Regions from separate parts of the Homo sapiens genome. Here region 2 is linked to region 1. The links are chromatin loops, found by intact Hi-C in ENCODE. Cell type or tissue: CD4-positive, alpha-beta T cell. All regions are shown on one strand. Links, peaks and the distances in the headings refer to the core of each region. The heading gives the core; the rest is flanking DNA.

Region 1 (2,919 bases), core at 190-2,689:
ATAATTCCAAGGGACTGAAAATGATCAAATATGTTTAAATCCCTAAGTTCTTAATTATATTCAAACATTTTTAATCATCACATTTGGAGGATGCTAGGGAACCAATTCTCTTCCCGGGAGAGGAGGGTGGGGGACCCATTCCTTATCTTAGAAAACTTACGAGAGAAAAGAATCTAGTACTTTTCCCAACTTTCCTACATGGATTGTACCACTGGGTAACCTAATGGTAGATGAGAGGAGGCATCTCTTTATGAAAGTATTGCAACTAATAGACCGGCGGGCGCGTTGGCTCAAGCTTGTAATCCCAGCACTTTGGGAGGCTGAGGTGGGTGGATCACGAGGTCAGGAGATCGAAACCATCCTAGCCAACATGGTGAAACCCCGTCTCTACTAAAAATACAAAAATTAGCCAGGTTTGGTGGCACACACCTGTAGTCCCAGGTACTCGGGAGGCTGAGGCAGGAGAATCGCTTGAACCCAGGAGTTGGAGGTGCAGTGAGCTGAGATCATGCCACTGCAATCCAGCCTAGCAACAGAGCGAGACTCCATCTCAAAAAAAAAAAAAAAAAAAAAGGTATTGCAACTAACAAATGAAAAAAAAAGCGGTAGAATTAGAGTATTACAATTTTGTAATTGTCAGTGGATTAATGGCTTTAGGCATCAGGCATCCATGACTATTAACATAGCAACAGAGTTGACCTGCGTTTTGTGCTTCCTGATTCAAGATCCAGTAGTGACTTAGTCTTGCCATAGAGTCTGAACCTAAGTCTCATCATACCTTGGGATCCAGCTGCTACATCGTAGGAAATCCAGAACACATTGAATTCCACCGAGAATACTTCATCAGCAACATCCAGATTGTGGGAAATTTCACAGGTCAAAGGATTCAGGTTTTTCAACAGATAAATTGTCAGAATAAGAAAGAGAGGGGAAACTTGTAGCTTCGGAGACTTAAAATCATAACTAATTTTCAAAAAATAGAGATGGGGTCTTGTTATGGTGCTCAGGCTGGTCTCCCACCTCTGCCTCAGCCTCCCAAAGTGTTGAGATTACAGGCATGAGCCACCACGCCCAGCCACGACTTTTTTAACTGGACAACCATAGAGTCCCAGGTGTTCACTATAAAGAAACACGACCAAGTGATTGTCTTCGTGGTTTCTTGGCGGCGGTGGTGGTTGGGACGTGATAGGGGTGGGGCCCGTGGATGGTCTTCTCAGTGGCTTGCAAAGTTCTATTCCTTGACCTGGATGGTAGTTACAAGGGTGTTTGCCTTCATTACGCTATACATTCATTTTTGTATGATTTTCTGTATTTATGTTTTATTTTCCAAAAAAAAAAAGCTTTAAAAGAGTATAAAGAAAGTAGATGGCAGAAATTTGTGGAATCTTCCCCCAGCAACATAAAAACGCGGTGGGTTTTTGTAACTTGGTTTTTACACTTTACAATTAATATTGTAATGAGAAATACTCGTGTGGACCACTAGGGCGCACAATTTGTTGCCCGCAGCATCTGCGGCACTGGCACTGATGAAAGGGGGATGCTAAATGCTTCAGTAACGCCACCTGAGTCTCGGGATGAAGCAACATTATTCATCGCCCTTTGATCATGAGCTACATATGTGAGTGCCAATGCTGGCGAATCGTATTTGGAAAGTCGGGTCCAACATGTGATGTGTACATACAGGGTATACACTGAAAATACCGTAGTTTTATCCTCTTTTAAGATAAGCTTCAATTTATTTGAGTTATTAGAACAAAGCCTCATAAACCACGGTAAAAAGAACCTTAAAACTTTTTTTTTTATTTTTGAGGAAGTCTTGCTCTGTTGCCCAGGCTGGAGTGCAATGGCACAATCTTGGCTCACTGCAAGCTCCATCTCCTGGGTTCAAGCGATTCTCCTGCCTCAGCCTCCTGAGTAGCTGGGATTACAGGTGCCCGCCACCACGTCCAGCTGATTTTTGTATTTTTAGTAGAGACAGGGGTTTCACCATGTTGGTCAGGCTGGTCTCGAACCCCTGACTTCAAGTGATCTGCCTGCCTTGGCCTCCCAAAGTGCTAGGATTACAGGCATGAGCCACAGTGCTCAGCCCAAAAACCTCAAGACTTAGTGTGTGGAGAATGGAGGTGAAAAGTTTTTGTGGTGGTCTCCTAATGAGACGATAGCCCCCTGGCGGAGGGAGAGAAACACGTGAGAGCTATTTGGAGCCTCCCTGAAAGGTGTCACTGGGCTATGGATGGACTGAGAACCACACAGCGACGGGCCAGCCTTCGAGGGCCAACACAGAGTGAGAGACGGCCTCTGCAGGGCCCAGGCTGGGGAGGGGTGGTGAGGCCAGTCACGACTAGTAATCTAAGAGCCGTCTTTCCTTACCTGTGGTGTGGAAAGGGCTGCGGGTCACAGAATCTTAGTGATACGAGCTTAGGCGAGGCTCAACGGCCCTACCTCTCAGGTGAGAAAGCAGCTCTCCTGTAATCGTTATCTTTTCTCAAAGGGGAAGAACAACTTCTTCCTGTTAATAAATCACAGACCTCAGATGCTTTGTATTGCTGAGGAAACAAAACGTTTATGAATTGTTCACAGGCTGAGAAAATAAGATGCTTTGAGTTTTTGGTTTTTTCTACAAGGCTGCAATAAATAACACAGCAGTAAATCCTAACCTTTAGCTCTGATTGGTATTATTTCATTTTGGTGCCTTTCCAGCCGGCCCAAAAGTGTGATGCTGTGATACACACAGTATGTGTGTATGTGTGTATACACATGACTATTTTGTGAGATTTCGCGTACTAGTTCATTAGTGGCGCCCTGGAATCACAGATCCTTCCTGCTGCGGTGATAGCATGTGGGTGGTGCCGAGGTGGACTGCTGCTTGATGGTGAAGAAAGAAAAGAGGACAGGAGGACCCGCCAGGACCACATGTGG
Region 2 (2,919 bases), core at 109-2,608, 120 kb after region 1:
ATTGCTTAGATACTTCATTTCATTAGAGGTTGCAAAATGGCAATATTTTAATTTATCATTTCTTTCATGTATCAGCAGGATCTTTTCCCATCAATTATTTGGCTACCCTAAATACAGTTCATACAGGAAGGGCAAAATAAATACTTGATCCTTACTCTTTATTTTTGGAATAAAGAGTTGTTTCCTTAGCACTCTCCAAAGGTGACCAATCCATCTATTTTTGGAGCATTACTCTCAACCGGTGGATGTTACCATACTTGATGTGTCTTAATATGCTACAGTATTTATTTACTTATTTATTTGATGGCCCAAATACCCCACTTTCAGCCAGGGCTCCTGTAGCCTTCTGACACAACCATAGAAGTCTTTGACGTATTATGAAAGACTATGTAATATTCCAGGGGTCAGAGGAAGATATTAAATGACATCATGGGGAAGCAAAATCAGCAAAATTTAGAAAGTGAGAAACTCTACAGCACGCATCATTCAGTTTCTTCAACAATAGATTGCAAGGGGGTAGAGAAGGAGGGCGTGAAACTCCTCTAGGGTCAGAAGAGACCAAGAAACTTCAGACAAAAGCAACATCCGGACTTTGTTTGGATACTGGTATTTTTTTGTTTTTTTTTTTAGATTGTAAAAAAAAGAGTTAAGGAGATGGATGATGGTAATGGTTGCACATTATGAATGGATTTAATACCACTGTTTACTTAAAAATGAATAAGATGGTAAATTTTATGTTATGTGTATTTTACCATGATAAAAATAATAAATTAAAAAATAATAATTTGGCTGGGCACAGTGATTCATGCCTGTAATCCCAGCATTTGGGGAGGCTGGGGCAGAAGGATTGCTTGAGGGCCAGGAGTTCAGGACCAGCCTGGGTAACATAGTGAGACCCTGTCTCTACAAATAATTAAAAAATTAGCCAGGCGTGGTGGCACATGCCTGTGGTACCACCTTTTTGGGAGGCTGAGATGGGGGGATTGCTTGAGCCTGGGCGATTGAGGCTGCAGTGAGCCAGGATCACACCACTGCACTCTGAATGACAGAGCAAGACCCTATCTCAAAAAAAAAAAAAAAAGCAAAAGTAAAATAAAATAATTTATGAGAAAATCAAGGAAATTTGAATGCTGGCTGGCTTTTTGATGATATGCAGGAATTACTATAAAAATGCGTAGGAGTGGCAATATGATTGTGGTTATGTTAAAAAATATTCTTTCGATTTTAAAGACGCATAGTGAAATAGTATAGATGAAATTGTATCTCGAATTTGTTTCAAAATAACCTAGTGGCAGTAAGGAGAGAAAGTAATTGTGGTATGATGGATAATCATTGAAGCTGGGAGATGGGTACCTGGGGGTTCACTGTGTTCATCTGTCTGGTTTTATATATGTTTGGAAATTGCATAATAAAAAGTCTAAAATTTATTTTAAAGTACAGATTACCCTAGAAGGAAGCCGAAGAGGAACTGATAGTGGTAGAACTACACAAACTCCATAAATAAAGTCTTGCCTAATTCAGACATGTGCTACCACCTGCCAGCTGCAGTGGTGGAGTAAGAGGAAAAGCCCAGTGACTAAGCAAGGAGAGTAACTGTCTTATATTATCGAGGGATGCTCCGGGCCTGTGCTAGGTGCTTTGTATGCTTTTAACTCATTTAATCCTTACAATAGTCTTATGAGATAGATACTATTATGTTAGTATAATATCCACACTACAAATGGAAAAACTGAAGTTCAGAGAAGCCACTCTCTTCATAAACAGCAAAGATAGGCTTCAATCCATGTGGTCTGGCTTTGGAGCCAGTCTACTGATAAGAGCAACATAAGTAGCTCTTAATAGATGCCAGCCCTGTTTTAAGTGTTTTGTGTCTATTAATTCATTTAATACTCACAATAACCCTATGAGGAAGATACTCTCATAGGACCCATTTTACAGATGAGAAAGTTGAGATACAGGCAGGTGAAGTGACTGTGTAAGATCACACAGCTGGCACACGGCAGAGCCAGATGTTAAGCTGGGAGTTTGGGCTCCACCCCACCCTGCTGCCCCTCACATTATTAACCACTGGGCTACAGTGACAGCTAGCTATGCAGGCTCTTTCCTTCCTTAATAAACATTTATTGAGCACCTGCAAGAGGCAGTCTCTGTTAGAGGCGCTGGGATATGGTGATGAACAAGACACATTTTGCTTTACCTTCCGGTGACATACAGTCTCCCAGTCCCTGAATCTCTTAGGAGCTAATTTAGGAGATGAAGGGGTTAAACTCAGAAGCTCAGGCTACCGTGTTGGCACTTTCTTGTTTTAAGCTGAATTGGCCAGAGGGTGATGCATGCCTGTAATCCCAGCTACTCAGGAGGGAGGATCACGCAGGAGTTCCAGGCCAGCCTGGGCAACAGGGCGAGACTCTGTCTCAAAAAAAAAAAAAAAAAAAAAAAGTTGAATTGGAAAGAGCATTGGATCAGCAGCCCAAGAAGGGCGCTTCTGAACTTGAAAATGTCAGAGGTAAGGCTGTGAAGGAAGTTGCCTGTGGATCCTACTGCTCTACCCACTGGGTCCAGTAGGTCCCTTTCCGCTAGACACCATTCTCATTTCTTTCCTAGAATCCTCTCTCTCTTCTGCTGGGTTCTGTTCAACCCCAACTTCTTCTCTGCTTCGGAGCTCAATGAGCTCCTCTTCTCTGAAATCTCAATGCCCTTGTTGGTTGCACTAATCAATTCAATACTTAATTATATACAAAGCTTGATTGTTATCCAATAATTTTACTACGTATGTCTTGCCTCCTCACTTAAACTGTACATATTTACAAGACAGAGACTAGGTCTTATACTTCATTGATATTCTCCCAGCAAGCCCCAAGCCATGGAGTAGGTGCTCACTACATATTATTTAAATGAATAAGTCATATTTTCAATAAT

Evidence for each region. Hi-C counts contacts between places; a loop is a spot of excess contacts. Peaks named below come from ENCODE experiments on the same cell type or tissue, not always from the same donor. Only the 100,000 strongest peaks of a DNase experiment are listed, where the experiment ranks them.
Region 2: it touches region 1 in a loop (2.1-fold over the local background); 3 of 110 quality-filtered maps call a loop at or near these places.

Annotation. Positions count from the first base shown.
Region 1 is chr1:244,799,873-244,802,791 of GRCh38, forward strand. All of the region lies in intron 1 of LOC107985372 (a long non-coding RNA gene), which reads right to left. Among named protein-coding and RNA genes, the nearest start is that of COX20, 34 kb to the right of the region's middle. In CD4-positive, alpha-beta T cell, for the core only: a CTCF peak has its summit at 1,500; a DNase peak (open chromatin) is centred at 1,519.
Region 2 is chr1:244,919,621-244,922,539 of GRCh38, forward strand. No RefSeq gene overlaps it. Among named protein-coding and RNA genes, the nearest start is that of DRC8, 49 kb to the right of the region's middle. In CD4-positive, alpha-beta T cell, for the core only: no CTCF peak of the experiment used is centred there; a DNase peak (open chromatin) is centred at 1,551.